Regions from separate parts of the Mus musculus genome. Here regions 2, 3 and 4 are each linked to region 1. The links are chromatin loops, found by intact Hi-C in ENCODE. Cell type or tissue: heart. All regions are shown on one strand. Links, peaks and the distances in the headings refer to the core of each region. The heading gives the core; the rest is flanking DNA. Region 1 holds the start of Col5a2 (collagen, type V, alpha 2). Region 2 has its middle 58 kb from the start of Gm23216. Region 3 overlaps Col5a2 (collagen, type V, alpha 2). Region 4 overlaps Col5a2 (collagen, type V, alpha 2).

Region 1 (8,187 bases), core at 1,808-6,807:
GACTGCTTCCCATGCGCATGAGACATGGAAAGGAGAGTTGACATCGAAAGACGTTTAAAGGTAAAAATCCTGTCAGTATCATTCAGATTAATTTAACTTTTAGTGCAATATTTTTAGTTATAGGAATGATCGGGTACTATGGAAATGGCTCAGCTGGTAATGTGTTCGCTATGCAAACATGGGAGCTTGAATTAGGATAAACAGTACATACATAAAAAGTTGCATTGCACTCCTAGCACAAGAAAATCAGACACAAGAGGCATAATGGCCATCATTCTAGACAACCAGGGAACTATCCTGCCTTGTTCGCAAAGCTGAGGGGACTGGAGACTGGACAGAGGGCTCAGAAAACAAAAGCCCTTGGCACTCTTGCAGAGGACCCAGGTTTGGTTTGCAGCGTCCATGTGGCAGCTCACAAACACCTGTACCTCCACTTCCAAATCTGATGGCCTAACTTCTGAGAGCACCAGATATACATATACAGCAGGGAAAATATTCAGATACACAAAATAAAAACAAATGGATAATCTCTTAAAAATAAAAAATAAAATCAAAGGCCAAGAACTCATTTGGTAAATCCTATCTATCTGAAAGTGATCTCCTGAATCCACATCAAAAATGGAAGGAGACAAATGACCCCACAAAATTGTTCTCTAATCATGTCGTGTACATGTGACATAGACATACATCATGCAAACACATACACTAACAAACATGCATGTATACACATTAAGAATAAATTTTAAAGTGAGATTGAGAAGCAGTTGAAGAAGATACCTAATGTCAATTTATGGCCTCCATACACATGTGTACCCACACCCAAGTATACATATGATCATATACACACTCATGGGGAAAAGTCCAAAGAAATTCAAAATTTCAGTAAATTGATAGTATTTCATTTCATATCTAGGTCTGCAGAAATAAATCACAAAGAATGGTGAATAAAAGAATATTAATCACCTCTAATATAAATTTGGTTTTTAAAATCCTTGTAAAATCTACCCAAATTTATATGATAAATTAATAACTACTATAATCTTTCCCTTTTATCATTACTGTATCTCTCATATATAAACATAACACTCCTCAGTGTTGTGATCTTAGAATTGATAAACATTAGGTTAAAATATCTTCAGATCCAAACCTTACATAAGTTTCATAAGGCCAATGACACATGATTTACCCTTCGACATGGAGCAAACTGTATGGTTAAAATTATTTCATACTGTCACCTCAGATCAGCAGATTCCAGCCTTCTCATCACACCTTCTCAGCACAAAGCCTGCTCCTTCTGTTTCATCTTGCACCTTGAACTAAGTGAATGTTTGGGGTGATCACTGTAATCCACCCAGGCTTGAGGTGCAGTGTTAAATGTGTGAAGAAAGGAAGAAGAATGAAAAATGAACTCACATTTGCCTGAACATACATTTGAATTACATGTGTCCTCTGTATAGCAGATTTATTCACCTAATGCTATGAGAAGGTTTGGCTTTGGGATTATCTTTTCCTCAAATGTCAAAATTGTAGTGGTTTACTTACAAACTTCAGTCTGCTGGATAAGTAAAATGAGTCACTATGAAACCAAAGTCCTAGCATTCACTTTTTAGTGCATATAGAAGACATGTGATCTCCGTCAATATTAAAAGAAGGGTAGTCAAAAGCATAACATAGTGCTTCACTAGTGTGAACAAAGGTCACCTACAAAGGTCTGATTCTCAGACCATATCCACGTTTCCTAGATATATTTAAAAGGATAAAACCTGGAAGCCATATCAAGAACAAGATCTCCAGGTGACCTTTTATGGAATCCTAAACCAAGGGGGAGCACATATTGCACTGGTCAGTATAATGAATTCCCTAACTTCTCATGCAGAGAGAGAGAGAGAGAGAGAGAGAGTATTTTCAGAGAGATGTTATGATGCTACAATGTTGTTTAGTATATATTTCTGACATATTCTTAGTTTTGCATTCTTCACGGAAATGAACACTATCCAGTGTGTCACTCAAGCGTTTTGTCCACTGAAGCAATTCTTTCTTGTGTATTCCATAGTTGAGCATCTTACCATATGGTCCACCTAAAATTCTACATTCTCCTGCTAATTCTTGCACCTTTTGTGGCCATATGATTAAATTCCAGGCAAACATAAATAAGTTTAAATGTTTTGAAGACATAAAAGGTTCCAGTTAAAAAATGCAGAATCCCAGCTTTTTCATTCTTTATCTGGATGCCAAAGAAACTACATGCAATAGCTGGATCACCCAGCAGCCACTAAGGACTGTGCATTCGAAGACCATCCACTAGGGATAAAAGAATGAAGAGAATTAAAGTTTGAGTCCCCAACCAGTTTCAATATACCAGCTCTTTACTCTACTTGAGAGCCTCTTTTGAGTAAGAAAACAAGGTTCTGTTATAATCTCCTTTGTTGAAACTGTGCTCTAATATATGAAGCCCTCTAAAATAAAATCATTTCGATAGTAGTAAGTGTAGAACAATCTATGAACGTAAATATCTTAAACTATATATATTCATTCTCTGTTTCTCTGTGCCTCCCTTGAAATGATGCTAAGTACAAAGTATCTAATGCTGTTATCTAAATACTTCTGAATGTCATAATCGAATGATTCCTATTTATATTCTTACAAGATAAATCACAAATATAGCATCATAAAAATGTAAGACACCACAATATTAAAAATCCTGTGTGCACATTTTCTCTTCCTAGTTAGTAGTTGGCTTGGGACCAAATATCAGTATAGGGCTGCAACATGGGTATTGATTATTTGTAGTCCATGAGCCAGATTTGGCCCTTAGACATAATGAATTTGGCTTATGCAATACTTTTAGATGATTGTTAATTTGGAAAGTTTAAAGTGGCCATGTTTGTGTCTTCAGTTTTCTACAAGTCCCATCAAACTGCTAATACACAAAGCTATTGTATCACTTCTTGTGTTACATGCCTGGCTTCTGAAAAAACTGAAGTGCACAGTTCATGCATATCTCCTTCTAAACTTTCTCTCTCCATCACTCATGGGGTATTGAATAAAATTGATTCATAACAAAGATCATTCCCAAAGATTGAGTATGCCTAAATTAGTAACAAAAATGTGCATAGCTCCCTAGATGTTACAGTTTGATTTGGAAATAAATTTTTACTGTAAATAGTCTAGCATTTTTCTTTTACAAGAAACAGATGTGGGCAGCTGGGTGTGGTGCCACATGCCTTTAATCCCAGTACTTGGGAGGCAGAGGCAGGCAAATTTCTGAGTTCGAGCCAGCCAGTTCTACAGAATGAGTTCCAGGACAGCCAGGGTTATACAGAGAAACTCTGTCTCAAAAAACCAAAAAAGAAAAAAAAAAGAAAAGAAAAGAAAAAAAAAGAAACAAACAAACAAATTTAGGACATTCCAAGGCCTCCCTACACAATACACATCAGAGGGAGAGAGAGAGAGAGAGGTCTTGAAAAGCTGTTTTTATCATGTTGGGTCTGATTCTGACTACATTATACTTTCAACTAATGTGAGCCTAACTCCCAAACTCTTTCTTTTTAGTTACTAACAATCTTTTAAAATCCAAATCAATTGTTAGACTTTAGTGAAAGGTCATTGTATTTTATCCAGAAATGTCTAAATCTTTACTTACTCTATCTTAGCATCCACGTGTGTTCCCATCAGGCCGACGAAGGAAAAGGCTAAGCTTATAAGTACATACTTACACACAGTGTCATATTTCTGCAACGTGTATTAAATGGAATACAAAGGAAATACCACAACCCATGCTAGATTTAGCAATGATTTGAAAATTGTATATTCTTGACATATAAGCCTTAGACTTTTCCTTAATATAGAACATTTCCCACAATGACTCTTTCGCAAGTTCAAAAATTTTTGGCTATATTATAATCGGGTAAATGAAGTATAAGAAGTGTCCACACAGTATCATGGGAAATGTAAGCTGTGGATATACTAGATTACTGAGTCATCAATATTTTCCTTACTCATACATTCAGGTTTATGCTATTAATTTTCATTACATCTATTTGAATTAATATTTGTAAAATCTGAGAGAATTTACTTTCTTGGCAAAAATCTTTGGTTTGAGGTTTGAATTTCTCTGCTATTTAATGACACTAAGGAAAAAAAGGAGGGTTGGCCCAAAGACTTTCTGAACCAAGCCACCTATTCTTAATGTATGAAAATTAATCTTAGAGAACAGTAAACCCCTCATTTCTCAGTAAGACCTACAGAATAAATGCAATGACTTAGACAAGAGTTTTAGCACATGACCTACCTTCTAAGACTTTTGAACATCTTACATCTTTCATTTACACACATGTTCGATTACTTTTGTACATTACAAAAATTAAGCACATCATTTTAACATAAATTGAGAATAAAGTCTGTATAGATATTTTAGAGTTAGTCTTCTGGTAGGGGAGGGGAGTGGACAGATTCATTGATACTCAGACATTTTGCTTCTATCTTAACGCTGCTATGTGCTCTCCTCTTTCCTAACTTCTTTGTTCTTTGCGTTTGCGAACAGCACAGACTTTTCATGACATTATGAGGAAACGCAAGTTTCACCCTTCATAAGTTTCCTCACGTTATGAAGCATAGAAACTGATTTTAAAGTTTTAAGATTTTAGAAAAGTGCTCCCTCTATGGGGCTGCTGACAGACTTGAATTTTATCTCCAGAACCTTGGGATTTCTACAACTTACAGTTGCTAAACACAGTTTCTAAATATTTTTAGAGAAAAAAAAATCAGAAAGGCAGAAAACATATTCGTACAGATGGCTGGATATACACAGGAGAAAGACAGTTACAGACACGATTAGCACATTGCTAAGTTTTGGAAGCTTGAGTGTGATGCTAACAGAGATTCAGATCTATGCTGGCCTCTTACAATGAGAATGTATCTGTTTCTGACACTTCAACCTTCAAAAGTTAACGTTAATATCAACGAGGCCCATTTTATTTTATTTTTAAGTTTTATTCTATAGCAGCCACGCCATTTTGCTTAACAATACATCCCAGCACTAACATATGTAAATCACATAGGGGAAACAAAACAAAACAGTAACCAAGCAAGATATGCCTTAAAAGAAAAGAAAATAGAAGGAACGGGGGAAGAGAAGAAGAAAGGGAGAAAGGAAGGGTCTAAGGGGAAAGTCCTTCTTAATACTCTGTTCCAAGTAGAATTTCCTGCCTTCATCCATCCACCCAGGAACCATGCTGTCCTGATAATCAAGTCAGTAGGGTGGGAAAGCACAGAAATTTAAGAAATCTGGTTTCTATCAGAGTCTGTCATGGAGAAATAAACTTGACTCCCTCTCTGTAGGCAAACCCGATTTTAAGATCAGAGATGAAAACTTTAGGAGGGGAGGATAAAGAGCAAAGACAAAGGAAATTCCGAACTATCGGATTTGCCTGCTGGAGAGGTTTTTCTAAACAAAGACTTTCATGAAGCTGCTGAAGTTCACACAGGAAAGACTCCACCCTGCCCAGCTTCTGCTGCAGCGGCTTTCCCTGCTTGGAAAGCGCCTGCCCACAGGACAGACCTCTAACTAAAAGTGCCTCCGGGGCTCCGTTTTAAGCACTCTTGTTTTCTTTTAAACGTCCCACTCTTACATTCCGGCAAAAAAAAAAAAAAAAGACTGGTGATATCCTGGCTCTTACAGGATGTCAGAAGCCCACTTTTTGCCAGGGCACGCACAGAAGCTCCGGATTTGCAAATGTGCCTAGTCTCCAGAGCCAAGCTACAAATCCTAGAGCCCCCTTCTCAAACTTCAAACCAGAGTCTTCTCTTTATCCTCTTCCTGAAGCTTAACATTCCATCTAGTTCCCAAACCAAGCCATAAACACCATAAGCAAAGCAAAAGGCAAACTCACCATTCTCTTGTTCCTGGGCTTTTATTGAGACACAGTACCCTAATAAAACAGAAAGAATGAGGAGAGGTCTTGCTCCCACCCAGTTTGCCATCATGTCTAAATATGAGACATGTGGGTCCTCCTGGGATCGAAGAGTAGATACTGAGGTCACTGTAGCACCATGAATTCCGCTGGGGGCTCTTTTTCAGCACCAGTCCCCGCGCTGCCTCAGTCTGTTTCAGCACCAGGTCCGGCACAGTCTGCGAAAACTTTTTTCAAGCGGTGCAGCTTTAAATAGGAAGAATGCTGCCTCCACTTCTTTTCCTGCCCCTTTCAGCTTGTTCAGGCTCATAACCATCCAGTGTCTGCCAAGCAACCGTCTGATTGATGGTAAACAACCAAATCAGAGCGCGCGCCTCTGCGACTTGAGTTTTCAGTGCTTCTTGTAGATTTTAAGCACAGAGGAAGCTTCTCAACAGAGACAAACTTTTATTTCTCCTTCTGTTTGAGTGTGTGTGTGTTTTCTTTTCTTCTTTTTTTAAAGAAAGCCTATTAGAAGGAGTCTGATCCACCCTCCCCAACCCTTCCCCAGACACACACCCACTGACTTTTTCCAGAGACACTAAAAAAACTTTAGGGAGGATTACAGCCTTTTAGTGGATTTTTTTTTCTTTTGCACTTAAATAATTCAGAATTCTCTTTGCCACTTAAGCCTTTAAAACGTCACTTTTTTAACCCTTTCTTTTGGCAATGGAGGAAGGATTCTTGTCCCAATTTTCATCCTCCTCCCTCTCCTATGCTCTGAGAAGATTGTGGAAGAAAGGAGGCAGAATATGGCCAATACAAAATGAACTTGAGATACTTTACATTGAGTTATTTCCACATCTTTTTAGTAGGCACATCTATACGTTCTCCTCGTCACAGAGCATGCTATTGTGTTAAAAAACAAATATGTTCACTAAGCTTGTGGAGGGAGGAAAACACACTGGTTTAAGTCTCAGAAAGGGTAGGTTCCAATATCAGATCTGCCAACTCACCAATTTTGTGAATTTATACATAGTCCTTAACTGTCCAAATTTTTTTGTTGTTGTTGTTAGAAAAGGGGCTTTGGCCTGACCAGTGTGCAGGATCTGGTGACACTAAACTGAGCAATATGCTGTTAACTAGATTCTAAATTACAAAGAGCTACATAAAAGTGAATGATGCTGTTATGAACCCCACACCAGCTTTCCACGGAATGTGGTAGTCCTAGCTGCATATTTCTGTAAAGAGCAAGGCATTAACTTTGTGTGCTACTCAAGCTTGACAGATTTAAACGCCCTCAGTGTTTTTGACAGTCTAATTCATTTGATAGTGTGCGTTCTGGGGGATCTGGATCAAGCCCCACATAACATGTCATGTGTGACTCAATTGTTCATAGTTACTCAGCACTGAACAGGTGCTCTGAGACACACTGAATAGAGGAAGGATTATGGCAGACTAGAAACAAAGTCAGCATCCATCACCTTTAAGGAACATGTGTATGCAAATGCTGAAAAAATATATCTACGTGAAACAAAAAAATACAAACAATATATACAGCTATGTGTGGAATTAACTAAACCCCAAATAAATGCAAAGAAAAGGGATAGTATAAATTAAAATAGGTATATGAGGCTTCATTTACTATTTAATTTCCTTAATAAAGAAATCCAAGATGCTTTAAATTGAGAGGTGGAACTAAACTCTGGAGAAGTTCCAAAAACAACTTTCTAGCCCTGTATCATTGAAAATAACTTGTCACCAAGACCTGCCTTTGTTTAGTGAATTCGTTCACCAACACACTGCTGTTCCCATGGCTGTCTTGCTCATACTTAATGAATGGGCTAAATAAGGAACAAAAATCAAATTTCTTCTAATTCTTTGAATAATAGCTGAAAAAGCCCCTGATGTAAAAGCTCTTGTTAATCCCTCATCAAAGGAACATTGTTTTGCAACAGATGAAAATCACTTCAGAAAACCACAATCAATTAAAATGCAGAATTGTGTAGCCCAGTCTCAATGGATACATTTATCAAACTACTCTTGAACCTAAGGCTCAGAGAACATTGAGGAAGAGGAGGTAGAAAGTCTGTAAGGACAAAGGAATCCTAACAATGTCAGAATTTTATGCGTATACTCATAAAATCTCACCACCATGTCTGCCTCACCATGAGCTGAAATAAGAAGCAACTGTATGCCAAACTGGTTAGAGGAAGGACCAGAAGGCTCCAACTCTACATAGAGAAGTACGGGCAACCAAGGAATGCTGAGCACAGGAGAAATAATCTTCCCCAGA
Region 2 (8,187 bases), core at 2,123-7,122, 130 kb after region 1:
GTCTAATCTGAACTGTATTCACCATTAATTTTTAAAATGTTCAAAAATTGCATGCTACATAGAATAATTCTGCTTGGTCTAAGTAATCAGAACCAGAATTAAGATGCTTGCAACGCAGGGCACCTCTTCTGCTTCCTCAGCTAGTAATGGCTTTCTCCATTGGGGTCCTCTTCCCATCAATAAAAGAAGGAAATCATGCCATGCTTAACACAAGAATATGTCCTTCTTGTTAATGCAAGCATTGATGATTGTAGATATCTGAAGGTTGGATTCTATAGCTGCTCCTTCTGCAATCAGACAGCTCTGAGTCTAACTCCCACTGTATCTGTTCCATTAGATGACTCTTCATTTTTCCCATCTGGTTTTCTGGTTTTCTGGTTTTAGAAGAGAGGTAATAGTTTAAATCACTTCTTGGTTTTATTGTTTCATGTAGATGAGACACTGTGCAGAAATCATTTCACACAGGATCTCAAGGAAAATGATAGCAATATTTTTGTCCTTTCATTTTTAAATGTTATTATGCAAGGGAGTTTGTAAAGACAAGTCTATGCATGCACATTATTCATTTTCAAAATGTTCACTCCTTCTATTCCTCTTCCTCACCCCCTTTTCTTTCCTATTTCTGCATCCCTAATTATATATCTTCTTCATTTTCTGTTTCTTATTTTCCTAGATTCTACACAGTCTTTGTAGGACTGATGGTATATAATGGTCTCCAGTTAATTTCTGTGAACTCTGTCTTCATTTTTATTCATTGTTGTTATTAACCAAATACTTCTGGTTCTACTCCTTTTTGTTACAGGTATGTGGTAAGGTTCACATTCTGGCTTTATTTATTTATTTATTTATTTAGAAGGGAATGTAGGAAATGTGACTCATTCTGTCTACAGGATTATGAGACAAAGTGATACATGTTAATTCTAGGATGGTCCTCTCTATTGCCTTGAAAGAGTCAAGTTTAAGGAGATGGCTAGACACTCTGTCAGTGTCTGTCCTTGAGTAGAATCAGTGAGCAAGACTCTGATGTGAATAGTGATCATGGTGTAAGTCTTTAATATAAGGCCAGAAATGGCTCACTAGCTAAGAGTATTTATCCTGAAAACATGAGGCTAGAGTTCAAATCCCCAGAGCCCATGAAAAACAAAAACAAAAACAAAACAAAAACTAAAACAAAAAACAAAACAAAACAAAAAAACAGTTATGTCTGTGCATATCTATAACCCCAGCAGCTTTGGGAAGGTGGAAACAAGTGGATCCCAAGAGCTCACTGTAGCTGCAGTGGTGTGCTTCACTTTCAATGAGAAATCCTTTCTCAAGGCACTCAATGCAAGGAATAAGAGAAGGTACCCAACATTGTGCTCTAGCATCTATATTTACTCATAGATGCATACCTGCACACTCAAATCTATGTATCACACACACATATAACACAACACCACACAAACACACACACACACACATAACGAGGCAAACCCAGCTGGAGAGATGGATCACTAATTAAGAGCATGGTCTTAATCACTCTTCTTGCAGAGAACCCAAGTTCAGTTCCCAGCACCCATGTCAGGAGGCTCCCAACTGACTGTGCTCCAGCTCTAGGAAGATTTGATGCTTCTGGCCTCTGCAAACATCTGCATTCATGTGCAGACTCACAGACGCCCACAAGCATACACAGAAAGGCACACACATATGTACAATTAAAATAAAAATAGACCTGAAATATTTTTATTCAAAAAGAAACTATTTTAATTCCTATGCCACTAAGGTGTGAAAAGTATAATCTATTCAAGAGTATCTGACATCCTTGGTTTTCATATTAAGAGCAAAGCTCTGATACCATATAATTAAAATGAATATGACATGTTGAGACAATTCTATTAATAGAATATCAAAATTTTAAAAATCCTCTTAAGAATGCTCAGGGCCCCCAATGGAGGAGCTAGAGAAAGTACTCAAGGAGCTAAAGGGGTCTGCAACCCTATAGGTGGAACAACAATATGACCTAACCATTACCTCCAGAGCTCATGTCTCTAGCTGCATTTGTAGCAGAAGATGGCCTAGTCGGCCATCATTGGGAAGAGAGACCCCTTGGTCTTGCAAACTTTATATGTCCCAGTACAGGGGAATGCCAGGGCCAAGAAGTGGGAGTGGGTGGGTAGGGGAGCGGAAGGAGGGGGGAGGGTATATGGGGACTTTTGGGATAGCATTTGAAATGTAAATGAAGAAAATACCTAATAAAAAATTGGAAAAAAATGCTCAATACATAGTGAGAAACTACCTGCTTCAGTCAAAAATATCATTATTCTAGTACTACAAAACATATTTTTATATAACAATATTTTCCATGCTACTAGTTTTCTCTACCCAAATATCTTATTAAATATAATTTGACATGTAGAGTTTTTTTCAAAGCATAGTAAGTTATCACTTGTAGGACCAGTAAAGACCTTTAATTCTCTTTGTTTAATTCCCCAGCCTTTTGTTTCTAAGGCAACAAACAATAGTCAGCTCTTAAAAGCCTAAAGAGCAAGGTAAGTTATGCTAGGATAACACAAACTTCCTATGGTCTTATTTAAGAAGGAATGTATTTTTCTGTCAATTGTTGTTCATCATTGTAAGCATCTGTCTGCTTAGATAGGCTGCACGATGCGCAAATGTCCTATTCCCCAAAGCCTGGGGGGAGGGGGGAAGTTAGCTCTACTTTACCTAACAAAGTCCTTAAAAACTCTTTCCAGCTTGTAATTTCAGAGTCTGTCCCTCAATAGAAAGCTAAGACAAACGGAACCATCTATAGGGCTTCCCTCTACTCCCATACTCTTTCATTTGATGCTCAAAACAAAAAATATCATGTGATAGACAAGTCAGAAAACACTATAATTTTTTTAGAGAGAAAACTTGAACTTGAGCTGAAATAACTGATTTTCAGGAGGTCACATACCGCAACAACTGCCACAGCGGAACTGCCAAGATCCTGAGTCATTTATTCCATGTCTCCCCACAAAGCACTCTGCTGCTGATCAAGAACGTGTCTGAGACATAGCTTCTGGGTTACGGGTAAAGTGGAATGCTAAAGTGAAGGGAGCAGAGATTTTAGATGTGTGTCAACAAGGAGATGACTTTTATCAGTTGTTTCTTTTTTTTTAATAATTTCTCAGTCCTCTATAGCATTTACACATATTTCTCATGTGAACGTGAGAATCTCCATGAAGTAAACGAGTGATCAGCTCATTAGTGTATGCTCCACCTCCTTTCGTTGTCTCAGGGAACACACTTGAAGCCTCCTCAATCGTAATGTCCCATTTGTCTTGTATTTCTGACACTACCCTATCTGATAGGGCAGTACTTGTTTTGAATGAAGTACCTAGATACTTTGGGTGTCTAAAGGTGCTTCCACAGAAACAAATGGTAACAAATAAAGGAATGGATACAAAAGAAAACAGTAGACTGCATGGGCTTGCCTTCACAGTAAGCAAATTGTAGCTGAGTAACTTGTATTCTAACTGCCCAATTTTCTGAAGGTATTTCTGCCAGATACTAGATCACCAGGGCTTCATTTTAAAAGCCCAAACAACACATTCAAATTTGAAACTATAGATCTCATTTATTTCCAGTTCTTCAGCTGGCAAATATGTAAAGCACTCAAGTAGTAAAGATGAAGAAATAACTTAGAGTGGATGGAAAATGTTAGGAAAGCACAGGCTAGACAATTCTATGAGTCACTTCTGAGATAGCTAATGGAATAGAGATTCCAGTCCACTCATTAAAGTGTGGGTTGAAACGTTGCTTTATTTTTCAAGAATTTCCATGGGAGGCACTTGGAGAGAAAAACAGGAGGTAGTCATACTAAACTGCAGCCAGGAAAGGACCTTTGAGAGCAGTGAGATACTGGCACAAACAAGATACTCCACAGCACAGATAGAGTTCCAGGATTCAGCGATTTTAGAAGGCTTTATGGCACTCATTCAACAGTAAAATGCAGTCTGCAAAAACTTACTTTAAGTGAATAAATGTTTCTTATAAGTAACTTTGTATTTTCTTCCAAGTTCAAAAATAAAACACAGAGATTGTTTAAAATTTAAAATATTAGAAATGTTTTATTTCTTGCAAAGAAAAAAATTATTCTAAAACACAAAATAGTTTTAGACTTACAATTTTCTTTGTAAGAATTATTAGCTATTATGTCTAAAAATGAACACAGACAAGATAAACTTTTAAAAGAATGTTTACCTATCAGATATTAAGTTAGGATAATACCAAGATACCTATATTTGTTTCGTGGGAAAACATGTCTTATACTCTCTAAGCAATCTTCTCCAGTTAGACAAGTGTGAACTTCATTTGACAAGGACACATGGTACAAAGAAGACCATACAAATCCTGGTACTTTCATACACTGAAGTTGCAAACCCTCTAGAAAGACAAGAAAAGAAAAACATCTGATGCTGGAGATTATGGGATAGATATATACACACATACAAGCAATCCACATTGAAGTTCAGTCATACATGTATAGAACCTGCAGAAATGCAGAAAGCATTCTGTTAGACCTTCATAGTTGTCAAATTGGCATCTTTTACTCATCTCACTGCAAACTGTTTGAAATTGTGGGGATTGTTGGGTCACTTTATTTCAAAAAATATTTTCCTTCAGCTTTGTAAATTAACAACAAATTCACTAACTTCAGTTTTGCTATTTGGATTTTAAACTTACTCACCTAAGAATTTCTCAAATACTTTGAGGACTGTGAACATAGGGATATATTTCACCCTTTATGAATCCAAACTATTTAATAATTTCCAACTTTGGGTATCACATGCCCCAAGAGAACTCTGGGAACTTCAACAAAATCCAAGAACATCTTTGTGGAGAGAAAGATCAGAAAGGAAAGGTTGCCCCCTGCTGTTTATGAAGTGACAAGTGCCCAGCGGGACTTGACCTGGATACATGAGTCATGAACATACAGAAAGAGGCTGAGTGCTTCCCTTCCGTGCTTTCAGTGCAGCATGTGGTAACATACTGATGACCAGAAGTACATGACCAAATTATTCCAGATAATTCCAGCTTTTGTCTTTCTCTGCACATAACAAAGAGTGAACTTGACTGTCTTCCATTTGATCTTGAAAACATCTGAAGGTAAAGAGTGATGTGTGCTCATAAATAAAATTGTGAAATAATTAAAGAGTACTGTGTAGTCTATTTGTTTACCAGTGATGACTGCCTAGAGAAAGAGCAAAAGGGACCATCTGAAGAAGTTCCTCAGTACTTCTGCGTTTTGCCCAAAAGAGAAATCAGTGATAAAATGACATTCAACTTTGTGAGAAGACCAGAACTTAGAGCTTTTAAATGACCTAATATTGGTTTCATATAACTCTGAAAAGTTCATATAACTCAAAAAATATTTTACAAGAATTGGTAAGCAACTTCTATGCACTCCTATTGATTCAGAGTACAGATATGATTAAGACTCTGGATTTAGATGAGCCACTTCAAATCCCACCAGCATGAGTAGCTGTATGGTCTCAGACTATTTGCTCAGTTTTATGCCTGCTCTTCCTTATCCACAAAATTTGAATATCATTTGCAGCTACCCCATTAGACTGAATAGAATTCAATGTAGAGATAATGACATGAGATTTAAATATAAATATTACACATTTTATTTCTTTAGAACTCACTGCAATGACCTTTGCAGAACAAAATTTTCATAGTAAAATAATTAAAATACTCAGTAACAGTCAAGAGATAAATATCTGGGGCTGGAGAATTGGCTTTCAGAGTAAGAGCACTTGCCGCTCAACCAGTGGACAGGGGATCTATTTCCAGCTCCTCATGGCAGTTCAGAACCATCTGTAACTCCAGTTCCATTGTATCTCACGACCTCTCCTTGCCTTGATGAGAACTACACACATGTGGTGCAAAGACATACATCCAGGCAAAGCACACATACATAGAAATTAAAAATGAGATACTCTTCTCATAGTAGAAAAAAAGATCTAAACATCTCTGTGTAGGAGGCAACATTTTCTATTCATTTGCACCTGAATGGCTACTTTATTCAGAAAAAAATTCTTAGTGAGATATAGTTGTATAAATAACATCTCATGTAGACTCATATCCGACATTTAAAGTGCAATCCTCTTAGTCATTAGTTAGATGTTCCTGAAGAGTGTTTAAGACTACAGTGGCTAAGATTAATTTTTCTTTTTTGTACTGTCAAGAATAGATCCTCAGGGGTCACTTGGCCTTGAGAGGAACAACAGACTTCTCTAGCCCTCGTTTTACTAGTTGTCCATCAAAGTGAGAATTGGTCAAAAGCCTTGAATAGCCTCACTGTATCTTCTCTTAAAAGTGTAGAACTCTCTCCTCTGCATTGGCTTCTCACTGTTAGAGAACATTTTAAGAGATGAGCCAGTCTCCGGGGACCTTATTGACCTTAAAGGACAAGAGGAAAAATATTCTCTTTCAATCTCTCTCACCACATTAGAATAGTCTCCATGTATGCTTATTAAATACCTAGAAGATAAGTCATACCAATCTGGATCTTTTAACTAATATTAGTCCCATTCTTTTGCATAATATTTCAATAACAAGACATTTCTTTTTTTAAATATTTTTTATTATTACGTATTTTCCTCAATTACATTTAGAATGCTATGCCAAAAGTCCCCCATACCCTCCCCCCCACTTCCCTATCCACCCATTCCCATTTTTTTTTTTGGCCCTGGCATTCCCCTGTACTGGGGCATATAAAGTTTGCATGTCCAATGGGCCTCTCTTTCCAGAGATGGCCAACTAGGCCATCTTTTGATACATATGCAGCTAGAGTCAAGAGCTCTGGGGTACTGGTTAGTTCATAATGTTGTTGCACCTACAGGGTTGCAGATCTCTTTAGCTCCTTGGATACTTTCTCTAGCTCCTCCTTTGGGGGCCCTGTGCTCCATCCAATAGCTGACTGTGAGAATCCACATATGTGTTTGCTAGGCCCCGGCCTAGTCTCACAAGAGACAGCTATATCTGGGTCCTTTCAGCCAATGCTTGCTAGTGTATGCAATGGTGTGATTGTTTGGAGGCTAATTGTGGGATAGATCCCTGAATATGGCAGTCCATCCTTTTGTCTCAGCTCCAAACTTTGTCTCTGTAACTCCTTCCATGGGTGATTGTTTCCAATTCTAAGAAGGGACAGAGTGTCCACACTTTGGTCTTCGTTCTTCTTCAGTTTCATGTGTTTTGCAAATTGTATCTTATATCTTGCTATACTAAGTTTCTGGGCTAATATCCACTTATCAATGAGTACATATTATTTGAGTTCTTTTGTGATTGTGTTACCTCACTCAGGATGATGCTCTCCAGGTCCATCCATTTGCCTAGGAATTTCATAAATTCATTCTTTTTAATAGCTGAGTAGTACTCCATTGTGTAAATGTACCACATTTTCTGTATCCATTCCTCTGTTGAGGGGCATCTGGGTTCTTTCCAGCTTCTGGCTATTATAAATAAGGCTGCTATGAACATAGTGGAGCGTGTGTCCTTCTTACTGGTTGGAACATCTTCTGGATATATGCCCAGGATAGGTATTCCGGGATCCTCCTGTAGTACTATGTTCAATTTTCTGAGGAACCACCAGACTGATTTCCAGAGTGGTTGTACAAGCTTGCAATCCCACCAACAATGGAGGAGTGTTCCTCTTTCCCCACATCCTCGCCAGCATCTGCTGTGACTTTATACTTCTTTTTTTTTTTTTCCATTTTTTATTAGGTATTTAACTCATTTACATTTCCAATGCTATACCAAAAGTCCCCCATATCCACCCACCCCCACTCCCCTGCCCACCCACTCCCCCTTTTTGGCCCTGGTATTCCCCTGTACTGGGGCATATAAAGTTTGCAAGTCCAATGGGCCTCTCTTTCCAGTGATGGCCGACTAGGCCATCTTTTGATATATATGCAGCTAGAGTCAAGAGCTCCGGGGTACTGGTTAGCTCATAATGTTGTTCCACCTATAGGGTTGCAGATCCCTTTAGCTCCTTGGCTACTTTCTCTAGCTCCTCCATTGGGAGCCCTATGATCCATCCATTAGCTGACTGTGAGCATCCACTTCTGTGTTTGCTGGGCCCCGGCATAGTCTCACAAGAGACAGCTACATCTGCGTCCTTTCAATAAAATCTTGCTAGTGTATGCAATGGTGTCAGCG
Region 3 (8,187 bases), core at 1,241-6,240, 52 kb before region 1:
AAGCTTTGCAATTTTATGAGGTCCCATTTATCGATTCTTGATCTTACAGCACAAGCCATTGCTGTTCTATTCAGGAATTTTTCCCCAGTACCCATATCTTCGAGGCTTTTCCCCATTGCTGTTTTGATTGTGAAGATTCTGCGGTTCTGGTTAGCTGGGGCTGAAGAATCAGCTGTGATTAACAAGATACCAGAACTACTAAAGCAAAAACTTGGCATTACTGGGACTATTGATGCTGGTTAGCTGGAGCTAAGAAATTAGCGGTGATTAAGAAGAGACCAGCATCATTGAGGTGACATCTTCTGGGAAGTGCTTTCTGAAAGCACAAAGAGGCTGTGTTCCAGAGATAGCCAAGGTTGTACTCCTGCTGCAGCGGGACTTGATAATATGTAAGGGTCACCCAGGTGGTACTGGTTTTGAAGGCATGAAGGGGTCACGCAGAGCAGCTGAGGCTCGGCACTGTGAGAGGCCATGGAAGGCCATTGGTGAAGGTGCAGCCACAGTTGCAATTGAAGGCCCAGGACTGAAGGGGTCATGCAGTGTTTTGGAGATGCCAGTACCATGAGATAACCACTAAGAGCAGCAGCAGCAGTGGAATACAGGCATCTGGAGCCTAGAGGACGATGCATGTGTAACAAAGGGCATGGCTGGAGAAGTGACCCAAGCCCTTGGAGGAGCCTAGAAGATTGTGAGTTGGATCCCAGACATTGGAAGGTTGGACATTGATTTTTGCTTTTGATTGTGACTGTGCCCTGATATTTTCCCTCTTGAAGGAAGAAACTATTTTAGTGGAGTCCACAGTTAAGAGACTTTTAATTGTAAAAAGACTTTGGATTTTAAAAGAGATGGATATTTTAAAGAGATTGAAATTTTAAGAATATGTAAAGACAGTGGGATGTTTAAAGTTATTTAGAACTTGGGGATGAATAAGAATGTAAGGGTTGAGGCTTACTAGTGATGTGTTTATGTGTCAAGTTGACAAGGGGTCAATTGTACTGGCTAGTTTTGTGTCAACTTGACACAGCTGGAGTTACCACAGAGAAAGGAGCTTCAGTTGAGGAAATGCCTCCATGAGATCTAGCTGTAAGGCATTTTCTCAATTAATGATCAAGGGGGAAAGGCCCCTTGTGGGTGAGACCATCTCTGGACTGGTAATCTTGGGTTCTATAAGAGAGCAGGCTGAGCAAGCCAGGGGAAGCAAGCCAGTAAGTAACATCCCTCCTGGCCTCTGCATCAGCTCCTGCTTCCAGACCTGCTTGAGTTCCAGACCTGACTTCCTTTGGTGATGAACAGCAGCATGGAAGTGTAAGCTGAATAAACCCTTTCCTCCCCAACTTGCTTCTTGGTCATGATGTTTGTGCAGGAATAGAGACCCTAAGACAGCATTCCACTTCCAAATAAACATCTCTAAAATACAATCTCTATAAACATGGACTTGTATTCATAATCAATTGAAGAATTGCATTAACTACATAAATTAAAAATAACTGCTGGGCCAGCAAGGTGTCTCAGTAGGTAAAGTCACCCTTAGCCAAGCCAGATGATCTGTGTTTAACCCCAGGGAATGCACAGAGAAGAAAGAGAGCAGACCCCAAAGTTGTCTTCTGACTCCCATATTTAAGTTCTATCTGCCAATCTCCTCCATACAAACGTGGACAGGCACAGATAGTTAACGAATAAATGTAATTTTAAAATAAAATATTTTGTTCATTAAATTTTATGGTTAAAGAAACAGTATTTATCAATTTACTGGTTTTAAACCCATTGCTTAAAAATGAAATTCTCTGTAAAGACAAATAACTATTTCTCTCACAATTTGAGTGATCAAGGTCGGGAGTAAATAATGTTCAAACATATTAGTGGGGATGGGTGTTAGCAAATATGTGCTGATTGATCAAATAATGAACACATAAATGTTTGGTTTTTTAAAAATATATCACTATGTAACATCATATGTTTATATCTATGGATTGTAATATATAGTGCTAATATACAATATTTGAAGTTATATTTACTGAAACAATAAAATATATAAGTTATTAAATACACTAATATAGAGTACATTATGCTATATAATTTATATTTTTAAAAAACTTACATGCTATCAACTACCAATTTAAACTTATATGTTATAATGAGGTAATCTTTGATACAGTATATTATTAGATGTGTATAATATATGCAATATAAATTAAATAAAATTAAAAAATTTGGAAGTCAAGAATATATACAAGGTGATGTGTAAATTTTCAACAAATGGCTTAATCCTACTTCAGAAGCTACTTCAACAGAGGCTCCCAAAAGGCTTTCCAAATCAGCTCACTATTCCATCTGTGTTGTTTGGAATAGTTTTGTCTTCGTTAATAAAGTATTCTTAACTTAAAAGGCATGTCTTGTTCTACATCATCTCCTAATGATTGCTGGAATTTTCAATTAATCTGTAGTGTTTTTTCTGGATGCCAAATAAACTTGTTCTTGGGCCTTAAGAAAAAAGGAGTGGGAGTGTTGGAAAAAAAGACTCACCCTTTCAGTCCCATGTTAACACAAACAAGAGCAATTTAAGACTATGTGAACTACGCTCAAGGAGCAGAGAAGTAGGTCACTACACTGCTTTTTCTTTAAATGTCAACACTAAAAGCTGGTTTTAGATTTTACACCCAGATTCATTATTGGTATTTTTCTCCTGAGAATTTATAATTAAATTTAGATAATATGGACATGTACTTGGAATGCTTTTAAATGGCCAGGAGGTGAAAAATCCACATTCACGACTGAACATGCCTTCTCCTCGCCCATACAAGAATTTGTTGCCATCACAGAAGGCTCAGTGAAGGCTCACTGTTCATGTGTGAATGAAAGATGTATGCCAAGTGAGGAAGGCTACAAAACAGCACCTTGCATTATTTCTTCTGTGTTCTGATATGGCAGCTGTACATGGTGTGGCTATTGTCCCTTCTGTTTGGACATTGCATTTACTTAAATGAAAAGCAAAAGAGGAAACAAAATGGTGATCAGTTTGTTGAATAGAGTTACAAAAATAATGTCATCACCTTATTATTGTGTCAATGCAAAAAATGTATGGATTTTCAAATGACATATTGAGAAATCCAGTAGTGCCCTCAAGACTCTGCTAATCAACTCAGCATCTAGAATCCAAATTTAAGTCCTATAAAACACAAAGAGACACAGACACACACACTCAACAGCCTACAAATCTGTCATTTTGTACTACTTGCACTTGTTTCTACTTATAATTTATTGAGGTCCCTAAAATCTAGAAGAGGTTGCGATCTGGCAGTATTTTTATTCTTTTCTGATTTCTGTGATATAATTTCCCACATTTTATCTTCCAAGCAACAGGATTATTTTTCTTCTACTAAATGCCCCAGGAGACTGACTCCATTATGAATTACCACCATAGTCCTGGCATGGGTTTCTAGATGGAGAGATGTATTTGAACATATTTACTTGAAATCAGCACAGTTGCTTTAAAATTTTTTCAGAGATATGTTTTCGTATAAATCTATGTGCTTTCAAACTTAATTGTCTAAGTACAGTTCTTAATCACTAGATGGCAGAGCAAACCCACCTTCTAATAACAATAAATAATCAGAAACTAAGTTTTTTAAAGTGCTGCTTGCCAAGGATGGGCCACACCCCACATTTCCATTTCTTCAGGCATAGTATATATCCAAAACAAATGACTACATAAGCAATCTCAAGTTTAAAACCAGCTAGTGCTATGTCATGATACTTTATCTCAAAAAGAAAAAAAAAGTACAGGAGGAGGGAACAGGATAGAGAGATATTATCAGGAATTAAAGCCCTTTCCACTCTTGCAGTGGACTTCAGCTGATTTGCCAGCCCACAAAGCTCACCATGCCCTGTGACTACAGCTCTAGGGAGTACAATATCTTCTGGCCTCCAAAGATATCTCCACACACATAGTACACACACACACACACACACACACACACACACACACACACACACACACACACAGATAGAGAAAGACACAGAGACAGAGAGGCAGAGAGATGGAGAAAGGCAGGGAGACAGAGAGAGAGAGAGAATCAAATAAATCTTTAGAAGTGAAAGACAGATCCATATTGAAACCTTTGTGACCCAGAAATACAATCCTAATCATATAACTAAAGTTCTTCACTGAACCTAAAGACAATAATTTTAAATCCATGTTCATGCTACTATTATGCCTTACAACTAAAAATTGCAAATAATCTAAGAGCCTTTAACTATGGTTCACTGAAGTTCTTCTCTGTAGAAATTATGCAATATCCTTATGCTATAATAATTTCTCCTCTCTTGTTCAGTCAACTGTTTGTTCTGATCTTCTACTGAGCAGTAAATTCCTTGAGACTCAAAATAGTGTCCATCTCAGGAATGTTTTTCTGATGCCATATATAGTGTGGATGAGGGCATAAGTCAAAGGAAGATACCTAGCCTGTCATCATATGTATTGAAAAAATGTCACTTTCATTCCTTTCCTCTACTTAAATTCCCAGAGAAAATGCACTTCAGATCCTTATTTTGAATGAAAGGCAGTGGGTAATGTGGTGGTTTCTGAAAGAGTGTTATAAGAACGTGTGACATCTATGAGGCCAAATACAAAGGAAAAACATGTTCTTAATAGTTTGATTTTTAGAACACTTGCCTTCCTGATCCAGCAGCTCACACCATTCTGTGCTGGGATTGTGAAGATCTGAGATACCATTATTTAAAGCTTCTCTTATTGTCAACGTCTTTGTAAGACTATACTCACTTCATTTTCCTCTTGTGACACAAAGGGAGCAACAGCAAGCAGCATCAAGCACCTCTGCACTGGGCCAGTGTCTTTACCAAGGCATGGCCAGCCTAAGATCTATGGCTTCTCGAGCTTCTTTTAAGCAAAGCCCCTTCAAAGCTCCTATCAGCAAGAGGCAAAGAAAAGGAAGGACATCCATTTTTCTCTTTAGGCTCTGCTTTGTTAAAGCCAATAGTGTTATGGCCATTGTTTCTTGAGCTTTAGAAGTTGGAAACATCTCAAGCCACCAGAGACAGAGGAAGTGGATTTGGCTGTATTTTCCACTCAGCCTCAATGTCTTGTTCAAGTAGGTGGGTACATATGTGAGTATCAAATTGGTTGTGGGTACTTTTAATCATCTGTTTTTAAATCTACTTTGTTTTAATTTAATAAGGTACTATATATATATGTATATATATATATACATATATATATATACATATATATATACATATATATACATACACACACACACACACACACACACACACACACACACACATATATATATATATATATATATATATATATATATATATATATATGTCTAAATTTCCATTTTCTGTTCTGTCTGTCAATGAACTAAGTGAATAAGAGTAGGCTTTTGTTGTGTTTGGATATGTGGTGCTGAAATTATGGTCCCCAACTTTTTCTATTCAGAAATGGTTCAACCATGAAGGTACTAACTCTATCAATGGATTAAAGCATTGAGTTCACAGCTGAATGAGTTATTAGTACATGGGGCTAGGCTGGATAAAGTGGCTAAGAGTTGTCATTGAAGTATATATCTTGCCACTGGCCACTTCCTGTAAGTTTCTCTCTCCCCCTCCTATTTGCCAGAGGAAAGCCATTTATCTCTATAATATACCTACCCTGAAACTGTCTCATACCTTGCAAGCCCAGAACCAGAAACATCCAATGAGCACTGACGGAAATTTCAGAAATTTTAAAAAAAACAACAAAGTATTTTTGTCCCAAGTGCAAAAGATTTATCTACAACATCCAAAGTATTTGAGCTGAGCTAAATTCTTATTCTAAGAACAAATTTAATTTTATATTCTTAAACAACAATGACAAATGTTAAAGATGTTATAGAAACCTGAGAAAATACAAAGAGGAAAACTCATATACACTTTCAGAGTAGCCCACAACTGAAAGGCCTTGATAAATGATAGCACAAGTAATTTTTTTAATACTGCCATTAAAAGTTTTTAATGGTAAATAAAGGTTTTCAGTTAACTAGCAAAACTGCTGTTTTTACTTTACTTGAAATGGAAAAATGAAAAGCAAACAATCTCTTTTACGGTATTACTTAGGTTTCTTTCCATGTGTCATTTGGAAATATAAATAATTGTGACCAAGTTATGGAGCTAAAATTACACATACTTATGTGCAATGCTCATCCATAATTCTGTGTACAAGGATGACTTTCAGGCTGTTGTGGATCTATTGTAACTGTTTGTCTTTATTAGGGTTTCCATTGCTGTGCAGAGACACCATGACCACAGCAAGTCTTCTAAAGAACAACATTTAATTCAGACTGGCTTGCAGTTTCAGAGGTTTAGTCCATTACCATCATGGTGGGAAGCATGGCATTGTCAGGGAGCCCTGGTGCGGGAGGAGTCCAGAGTTCTACATCTTGATCCAAAGGCAACTAGGTGGACACTCTCTTCCATACTGGGCAGAGCATGAGTAGACCTCAAAGGTAATCTATGCACTGACACACTTCCTCCAATAATGTCAAACCTATTCCAACAAGGCCTCCTTATAGTTGACCAATGGGTCAGGGGTTGATAGGCCAAGCATATTCAAACTACAACACTTTTGTTTACACACAGAGATACAACACACAGCTCAAAATCACGAATAGCTGCAAAAATACTACAGAGAATGAGGTAAAACTGTCCTCATACAGTAGTTAGAAAGGCCTAACATACTTCATGCAAGTTAACTACACATGCACATATACACATGAAGACAGAGAGATAGAGAAAAAGTAGAGATAGAGTAGAGCGAGCCCAATAATGAGATATAGACCATATTGAATGCAGACATGATTTCTTTTAATCCTGCGCTATTTCATAATTTGCATTGAAACAGCATTTTTTTTGTTTATTTCAAGTGTGGTCCATACTTACAAAAATATGAAACAATTGAGACTATGAGGATCCTATATAATATTAACATTTTCAGTACATATATTTTAATCTAAAATGGACATTTTATACATTTTTTTTACTTATTACGAAACTTACTTCAAAGATTTTGTAGTATTTTAATATTATGTATAAGAGACTCAGATGGATACAAAATTAGATGTTTTATCTAAGAGAGATTTTCAAAATCACTTTAACTCTTTATGATCTTTTACCTGTCTTTACATTCTATTTAACATTCTCTTATCCTTCTTGATATCAAAGAATAATTAGTGTCTATAGACACAACCTATTCATTGAAGGCTATGGATTAGCCTAGTAAATAGAGTGCTTGCCTAGTACTCACAAAGTCCTGGGTTCCGTCCTCAGCACCACATAATCCAAATATGTGGTATACACCTATAATCCAAGTAATGAGGAGTTAGAGGCAGGAGATAGAGAGAAGTTCAAGGTTATCCTCGTTTACATACTGAGTTCAAAGCCAACTTGAGCTGGGAGAGAGATCTGGGGGGAGGGGAAGGAGAATATCCAGATATTGCAGTAGTTAACTTCTTCTAATTTATTTTGCTACCCACTTTGAACATTTTTTTTAATTTTACAATCAACAGAACAGTCTAAAGTCCTTAAGATCCCATTTATTTCATTACAAAAAAGTTTACAACACTTTGAAGATACTTTCTAAAGAAATTTTCAAGCATTCTTTTTGTCCTCTCTTTCCTTTGAACTGGGTTCAGGAGAACAGGGCACTAGGCAAGGAGCACTCTCATTCAATGGGGAAATTTCTAGTTTTTTCAAATACTTGGACTATATAGCAAATTAAACAAATACTAAATTATGTTCTTCTCTGTATAAGCTTCAGTTTTGTTATTTTGTAACTAATAAAAATCAGGCAATCTCATTGAAGAAAAGATGCAAAGATCAGTTTTACTATAAATCTCCCTTCCAAACCACTGCCAGAACAGGCATTGAACTCTAAGTAAGACTGGAATCATTACTCAGCAGTCTAAATCCAATTCTTAGTCTTTACTCCCAGCTTATCCTTTATACTATGTATTAACAATTATATAAAAGTTAACTTATATGTTTAAGGTCAAGATGTACAGTATTTTCAATCTCAGAAGCAGCTGAACAGCAAAGTGATAGCTAGAGACTCATATAAATATCTTTCTAGATACACATCAAAGCTATTCACTGGACATTTTTCTGCTTCAGAACAAAAAAGGATAGGAC
Region 4 (8,187 bases), core at 1,173-6,172, 70 kb before region 1:
GAGTTCAATTGCGTAGACAGAACAAAGCATTTTATTTGATTAAAGTAGGATATAAACATTTAAGGAATATTTGTAATCCTGTTGTGGTTTGGCTGTGGCTCCACCAACATACCCCCCCAAAAAAGGTCTGTGTTAAAATCTTGCCCCCCCCCACTTTCTCAACTATGTTCATAGCAACTTTATTCAAAATAACCCCGAACCAGAAACAACTTAATTTTCCCTCAACTGGAGAATGGATAAAGAAAATGTGGTACATCTACACAATGGAATACTACTCAGCTATTAAAAATAAAGACATCATGAATTGTGTAGGCAAATTGGTGGAACTTGAGAATATCATTCTGAGAGAGGTATCCCAGACACAAATGGACATGTATGGTATGTACTGACTTATGAGTAGATATTAGCCATAAAATACAGGTTACCCACACTCCACTCCACAGACCCAAAGAAGCTAAACAGGAAAGAAGTCACAAGTGAGGAAGCTTAACTGTCACTTAGAAGGGGTAATAAAATAATCATAGGAAGAAGATGGAGGAAGGAGACTGGGTGAGGGAGAGGATGGGAAGGGGAATAGGGGTGGTTTCAGGATCAGGTGTGGGGAAGGACAGGAAAGAAGGCCAGATGACCAGAAGAATGAATGAAAATCTGAAACTCATAGGGGTAGGGGAGCATCTCAAAAATAAATAAATATAAAAAAAATAAAATCTTAGTTCCCAGTGTAATGTTTACAAGTAGACTGTTGGGAAGTAACTTGTCTATGGAATTGCCTGATCAATGACTCCATCCACTGATGAGAGATTTAGAAACACAAATGAGGTCTAGCTGAATAAAATTAGTCACTGGGGGCATGTTCTTGAGACCTATGTCTTTTCCAAAACCTTTTCCTTTATTTGTCTTCTCTCCTGGCCAGGGAGAAGGGGAGTATTTAATCTCCCCACATTAGTCCATAATGCTCTGCCCCAGCAGAGACTTAGAAACAATGGAGCAAGCAACCATGGATGGAAACTTCTCACACTGTGAACTAAAACAAATCCTTTATTGTTTAAACTGTTTCTTGTCAGCATTTGTCATGATGACAAAAAGGTCTGCCCCAAGAGTCTGTACAACTTCCTGCTCTTTCCATCATCATAGACATGCATCCTCTCCCAGAGGATTGATTTTGTCAGTGTTTTTGTAGTCTGGGAAACAGCAGGACAGAAATGTATGTTCTTTAGTTCATTGTGTGGACAGTGCCTTGGTCAACCAGAAAAAAACAAACAAACAAAAAAACAAAAAAACCCAAATGTCAGAGACCATCCCATGAGAAAGTGAGCCCTTCACAATCTCCCTAACAGGCCAAATGGCCTTGTGCTAGGAGCTGGTTATCACCCCCTTCCCCCCTATTCCCTTCCTGGAACCTGAGGCTGTAAAAGCTGAATTATAGTCCCCTCTTCCCTATCTCTTCCTGAACTCCCATGACATCCAAGGACATGAGTTACGCCTGAGCCTGGCCTGACACCCAAGGCTGTCAAGGAGGATCTATGTTCCAGAGATAAGATGCAGAGTGCCCTCTGCCTGGCGCCTGACTTCGGCCCCCATGTCAGCAGATGCCCACTTCTTTGTTCTTTGTAAAATTCCCCCTCGACCCCTCCCCTATTCCCCATGATGTATGCTTTAAAAGGAAGGCACCTCAGCATAATAAACGAGACCTTGATAGGTACCATCTTCTTGGTCTCCTGTTTCTCTTTCTCTTCCTCCCATTTCCTTCCAGGTTTGCGTTCCCCCTTGCACCCACAAATAACTGAATCCCGTGGGATGGGATACCCAAAGGTTTGGAATAAAAGCAAATAGTTTGATACAAGCCTTCAGAAAATAACACTTTGTGTTTTTCCAACAATCTATCATGGATTTATCAGTTTCACTGTTGTTCATAGGAGGTCCACATTTACTATACAGGTTTTGGAGTAAGCCATCAACCTCTGAACTGATACAGTCTAATAACATAAGAATGAATTAATGACTTTCATGTAACCTAGTTGTTACACTAACCAGAACACACAACTCACCCTGCTCATGCCATCAGGTCCTGGGTGAGAGGGGTGCCCAGGAGGCCCTGGAGCACCTGGCTGACCAGGCACACCTGGCTCTCCATCAATTCCCTGAGGACCACGAGGACCCTAGAAAAGAAAACCAGCTGTCATTAGAACCATCTTAAAATGTGTCCGTAGAAAGCTAAAAGCAGTTTTAGATAGCAGTCATGATAATTACAAACAGACAATCTAAACACTGTCAGTGTCAACACAGTCCAGCACTTCTGCTATGGAAATGTAGTCTTGGTAAGAATTGTACTTGATGTATGAAATCTTAGAATAATCAGAAAATCACTTCACTTTAGCAGCATTTAGAATGAGCTTTGTTTGGTGAGATTTTGATGCTTATGTGAATTTTAAAAACAGGTTCTAAATTCACTCGTCTGTCTTGTTACAACATGTTATAGTTAACTAGAAAGAGCCTGCTTAACCCGAGTCCACCCTATCTTATCCAAAAGTATAAAAGACCTCAGTAGAGTTTTTTGGTCTATTTCATCTTCCAAAGTACACAAGACTTGCAGAATATCTGGTGCATGGTTGTTCTCCAACATTGTGGATAACATTTGCCCATTTCACTCTTCTATACTTTAAGTCTGGCACATTTTATTTTCCTTCTCACCCAAGTGGTCAACCAGACCAACGAGAATTCAGAGGCAAGGCACTGTGATCCAGCAGAGTCTAGTTCTCAGAGGAGTGATCACTAAGCCATGCTGCCAAGCCCCGCCCTCCTCCTAACCCACATTCTGAGGACAGCTTGGGAAATAGCCAAGTCCTCAAGTCTGAAAAAGCTACATCTCCCAGCTTCATCATTCACATCAGACATGTGAATGTGTGCATGCATGTGTGTGTGTGTGTGTGTCTGTGTGTTAATCTTAAAAGTCTTAATAAGTTCCGATAAGAAAGAGAAGAACACATTAGTCACCAGATAATTTCACTTTTATCACTAAACATGGAGTTTAAGTAAAGTGGTATGCTGCTGTTAAAAAATAACGGAAGCTTCTAATTCTTAGTCAAGAGGGTAGCTCTTCTTGGCCCACAGTTAGGACCAATAATGCAGCAATATTAACAAGCTGAAGCAGCTGGTTAACCATACTTTGCTATATTCAAGAATCCATGTCTTTCAGTATTGGGCCAAAAAAAAAAAAAAAAAGCCATTTATGCCTTTGTATTTAGGTAGAAAAGTCAGTCTAGAAAATTCAAAACTTCTTGAAAAATATTTCTACATTTAAAAAATCAACCTCCTTCTTGCCCCTAAACTACTGGCAATTCGCTAAGCTCTTTCTTTAGGCATGAGCAAGCTGATTCCAGCTTTTGAGTCAGGCTCCTGGATCACACAGTGTGTAGACACCTTTTACCTCTACACCAGAACACTGGAGAAGTACTTGAGCTTATTCATGGTTCTCACTGCCCCCCAATTAAACTATTAAATGATAACTGTTATTATATACAAAAAAGGTAACAAAAATAAAATGTTGGGGCTGGTGAGATGGCTCAGTGGGTAAGAGCACCCAACTGCTCTTCCGAAGGTCCAGAGTTCAAATCCCAGCAACCACATGGTGGCTCACAACCATCTGTAACGAAATCTGACGCCCTCTTCTGGTGTGTCTGAAGACAGCTACAGTGTACTTACATATAATAAATAAAATAAATCTTAAAAAAATAAAATAAAATAAAATGTTAACTCCAAAAACAGTTCCAAAAAACAGAAAAAAAATATTTATTTTTTTATGTGAACCAAAAGAGATCTGGTTAGTTTAACTCTCTAAACTGCTAATGTATTCGTTGGTTAAGATGGATCAGATACCAAGCTGGGTCTGATTTGGACTCTTCTCTAGTCTCCTGGAATCGCCTTTAAATATCCATTGTGTTTTGGTCTAGCACAATTTGAGATTTAAATTAATAAACATTTATGAAATTTTTCTAAAACAAAATGAAATTTAATGAGAATAAGAAAAACATTATGTAGACATTTTGCTGATGAAAATAAAAATAAACTATAATTGGGGATACATTAAAATACATTTCATATTTCCAATTAAAGTTAGTCATATAAATTTTGTGTTGGGGAAGGAAATGTTCTGTGTATCATCATTTTTCTTCCATCCCCCAGAATACTCTCAGGCAGCACTCTGCATAAAAGTACTTGTGGATGGCCACTAGGTGGCAAACTTTAAACGTTCACATGAAGAAAAGCTGCACACTCCACAAGAACTTTGTACCTCCTGCGGGTTAGCAGTTTGATTGCACAAAGTCCTGCACACGTAACCACTCACATGGGTACATTATGGAATGTTACAGCTGCAATAATTGGTGCATGTTTCACTGCACAGGTGACTCCTTAGGTGTCACATGCAATTTGTACTTAACATATGATTGAATGTTCATCTCCAGATAAATGACGAGTTTGTCAACATGAAGTAACCTGGATAATAATGTACTCTAGACTAAAAACCTTTGAGTGTGAAGCAATTTGAATAATACACTCTAAACCAGGGACTTTTGATGACAGAATCATGGTGGTCACTGGCTTCATGAGTTTCTATCTAATTACTACTACTCAATCCAGTACAATTTTGCCTAGATTTGGCAGCATCAATTCATTTTTATTTGCAACAATTAGAAGAGAAATGAGGGTTGCTACTGGCATCTGGTAGGTAGAACTGACAACAATCCCACAACATATAAGGAGTTATCTGGTTCAAGGCTTTTATAGTGTTAAAGTTGAGAAACCACATTACATGATGTAAATGATTTGTATTGTTTGATAGTACTAGAAACTGGAATTATTTTTATACCACTCCTTATTGTGACAGTAAAGACCTCAATCCAGCAAATATATCCAAGGAGGATTGTGTTATGAATCAAAATCTTCTACCTATCAGTATTCTGTGATATGCTTGTAGCTAGAAATTAGTGATGGTATTTATACCAAGATAATCAGCAAAAACTACAAATCACATATATTACCACTGCTCAGACTATCAGAGGAATGTATTCATACAAGAAGGGGGGTAGGAATGATTGTAGAAGCCAGAGGGATGAAGGACACCAGTAGAACAGAGTCTACAGAATCAACTAAACAGGGCTCACAAGGGTTCAAAGAATCTAAAGATTTTATTTGTCTTATAAATATGATGAGTGCACTGTAGTTATCTTCAGATACACCGGAAGAAGGAATCAGATTCCATTACAGATAGTTGTGAGCCAACATGTAGTTGCTGGGATTTGAACTCAGGATCTCTGGAAGAGCAGTCAGTGCTCTTAATCCCTGAACCATCTCTCTAGCCCAGGCTCAAAGAATCTAAAAGCAGCAACCACAAGGCCTTAATGAGGCATCTGCATACATGCTGTGGTTGTTTAACTGGGGTTTTTCTGTTGTTATTGGACTCCTAACAGTGAGAGTGAGAGCATCTGACTCTTTTACCTGATTGTGGGGAAAAATCTTCTACCAGGTTGCATTATACAGCCATGGTCTGAGGGGTTATGCCTAGTCTTATTGCATTTGTTACTCTGTGTTCAGTTGATATCACTGGGAAGCCTGCTCTTTTCTCAAAGAAACAGAGAAGTATATTTGGGGAGAGTTGGAAAGAGGAGGAGGAGGAGGAGGAGGAGGAGGAGGAGGAGGAGGAGGAGGAGGAGGAGGAGGAGAGGAGGAAGAGGAAGAGGAAGAGAAAAAAGAGAAGGAAGAGGAAGAGAAGGAGAAGAAGAAGAAGAAGAAGAAGAAGAAGAAGAAGAAGAGGAAGAGGAAGAGGAAGAGGAAGAGGAAGAGGAAGAGGAAGAGGAAGAGGAAGAAGAAGAAGAAGAAGAAGAAGAAGAAGAAGAAGAAGAAGAAGAAGAAGAAGAAAGAAGTCACCTGCAGTAGTAGTTGCTCTATACTCTTTTAAATAGCTGCTTTTATTTTTATACCCAAACACAGAATTATAGCTGATCAACATTCTCTCCCGTGGGACTAAGAGAGGAAACAACTACCTCGCTATGAAAGAAAAAAAGGGACAGGGGATAGGGATTAAACTCATAGTTTTCTAGCCAGAAACTCTGAATCTGCAATCATTATTTTCATAGCAACTTCCATGTGTCATTGGGCAGTGTCATCAAATATCTAGATCTAGATAGATAAGTAGATAGATGATAGATAGATAGATAGATAGATAGATAGATAGATAGATAGATAGATAGATAGACAGATAGACAGACAGATAGATAGAGGTGTGTGTGTGTGTGTGTGTGTGTGTGTAGTACAAGTACATTGGTAAAATATGTTTTCTGTGTAACCACCCTGACTCCACCCAATTGAATTCACCTTCTGCCTATCATTTTCATTCTCTAGTGACACCTGAAGAGCTAAAAGCTTTTAAACTATTAATTCTGTGAAGTAGTTCAGTGGGACAGCAATGGAGAATGCACAGCAGAATGAGAGAATGTAGTTTCTTCCCACCACAAATGGTTCCAACTTGCTTGGGGGAACTGTCATTCACCTACAGGCCTATGAATTCCATCCCTGATGACAGCTCCATTGTAAAAGTGTTCTGTTTTTGGTGAAATGTTTAGATGCCTTTTAAGGACACTAGAAGTAAATAAATTTTCTGTGTAAATTTTACTCATTAATTAATGTCTTTTTCCTCTATCCAGTTGTGTATTTCACTGCTAACTAAAAGTCATAGAGTTCGGGTGTTTTACCTTGGCTACACATTCTTCTCATTATTTACCAATGAATGATAACATGCGATCTCACCACAATTCACTAACCCTGTTTCTTAAGTTAAATTGATTTTAATTTGACTTTATAAAGGATAAGTGATTTCAGTTATACTATCTCTCTAGTAAACAGTGGGCAATAATTTTCATGCAGTAATTTGCTCTGAATTTGGACAGCTAAAAGATCATTTCACGAACATAGATTTTGTAGAATTTATTGTTAACAGTGCCTCAAAGGTAGAAAGTGCAAATCAGCTCATTTCATGTACACTTACAGGTCTTCCTTTAGGGCCTCGGTCCCCTCTTGGTCCTTGTGATCCTGGGGGGCCCTAGAGCATAAGAGCATAAATGAGGATTATGAACATAAACATTTACGAATGATATTTTAAGGATTCAATTGATATAAGAACATTGACACAGAAACATCACATTTCAATTTAGAGCACTGGAAGACTGGACAGCAAAGTCTGTGTGTATGATTACTTTACCCACAAAAGGGCAGAGTGAATTAAGAGTGAAGTTTGAAGATCTGTAAAGAATTAGATGACACATAAAGAAAGATGCTGTGTAAGTAAGCATATTAGGGTAAAAACTAATTGTGTCTTTTTAAGCACCATTTTTACTTCTCCTAGTGTGAATCATTGGCCATTAAGATCTAGGCACAAAAACAAAACAAAAAACAAAAAAACAAACAAACAAACAACAACAACAAATAAAAATGAGTTCAGGTGTGGAGACTTGCATAAAAGTGTGGATCCTAAATTATCAATTGTCTGGTAAAATATGTGCATTCAAACAGGTTCACAATGTTCTGGGTCAGTCATCACTGGTCTGCCTGCTGCTGTCAGTTTTATGTCACTTCATGTATTCACTAGTTGACTTAATATATTATTTTTACTGCATACCTACACACATATAATCTACTTATAATGAATCAAATTATAATTGCCACAATTTCTGTTCTACTTACAAATATTTTATTTCAAAATTATTATTTGTTTCAACAAACAGTACTGTTGCTTTTGTTTTATTTGATTTTGAATTAAGTTGTTTTACAGACCAGCCCTGAAACTCCTTGGCTCTAAGAATCCTCTTGTCTCAGCCTCCTGAAAAGTAGGAACTATGTGTCTTGATTCCATACCCTGCTCAATAACACTGTGCAAAAGCAGAGGCTTACAATGGACTAAAATAAGTCTGTTAGAGCTATGTTAGTATTCGATCTCAAAAGATCTGGTGGGTTTTGAGATTTAAATGTTATGTATGTGAGCACACACTATTCATTAGTTACCTTAAAGCACTGTTGATATCCCAAGTTCAAGATAATTAGTCTTCAAGCAAAGCCAGAAATCTCTCATGCTAGTATATAACTTCTCAAATTCTATTGCAATGTATTACTTAAGTAAATAAATCTCTCTTAATC

The links. Peaks named below come from ENCODE experiments on the same cell type or tissue, not always from the same donor. Only the 100,000 strongest peaks of a DNase experiment are listed, where the experiment ranks them.
Region 2: a loop joins it to region 1, with 6 times the contacts of the local background. A loop is called at or near these places in 5 of 42 quality-filtered maps.
Region 3: it touches region 1 in a loop (2.9-fold over the local background); 2 of 42 quality-filtered maps call a loop at or near these places.
Region 4: it touches region 1 in a loop (2.8-fold over the local background); 4 of 42 quality-filtered maps call a loop at or near these places.

What each region holds. Positions count from the first base shown.
Region 1 is chr1:45,496,930-45,505,116 of GRCm38, forward strand. It overlaps Col5a2 (collagen, type V, alpha 2), which reads right to left and starts at 6,353. Exons shown (of 54, transcript NM_007737.2): 1 at 5,892-6,353. The coding sequence starts at 5,985. In heart, for the core only: a CTCF peak has its summit at 4,661; a DNase peak (open chromatin) is centred at 6,192; H3K4me3 peaks cover 2,771 bases; H3K27ac peaks cover 2,319 bases.
Region 2 is chr1:45,623,153-45,631,339 of GRCm38, forward strand. No RefSeq gene overlaps it. Among named protein-coding and RNA genes, the nearest start is that of Gm23216, 58 kb to the right of the region's middle. In heart, for the core only: a CTCF peak has its summit at 4,900 (motif pointing left); a DNase peak (open chromatin) is centred at 2,979.
Region 3 is chr1:45,445,461-45,453,647 of GRCm38, forward strand. All of the region lies in intron 1 of Col5a2 (collagen, type V, alpha 2), which reads right to left. Among named protein-coding and RNA genes, the nearest start is that of Col5a2, 54 kb to the right of the region's middle. In heart, for the core only: a CTCF peak has its summit at 3,572 (motif pointing right); no DNase peak of the experiment used is centred there.
Region 4 is chr1:45,427,850-45,436,036 of GRCm38, forward strand. Col5a2 (collagen, type V, alpha 2) reads right to left here. Exons shown (of 54, transcript NM_007737.2): 6 at 7,043-7,096; 7 at 2,049-2,159. Among named protein-coding and RNA genes, the nearest start is that of Col5a2, 71 kb to the right of the region's middle. In heart, for the core only: a CTCF peak has its summit at 4,218 (motif pointing right); a DNase peak (open chromatin) is centred at 2,792.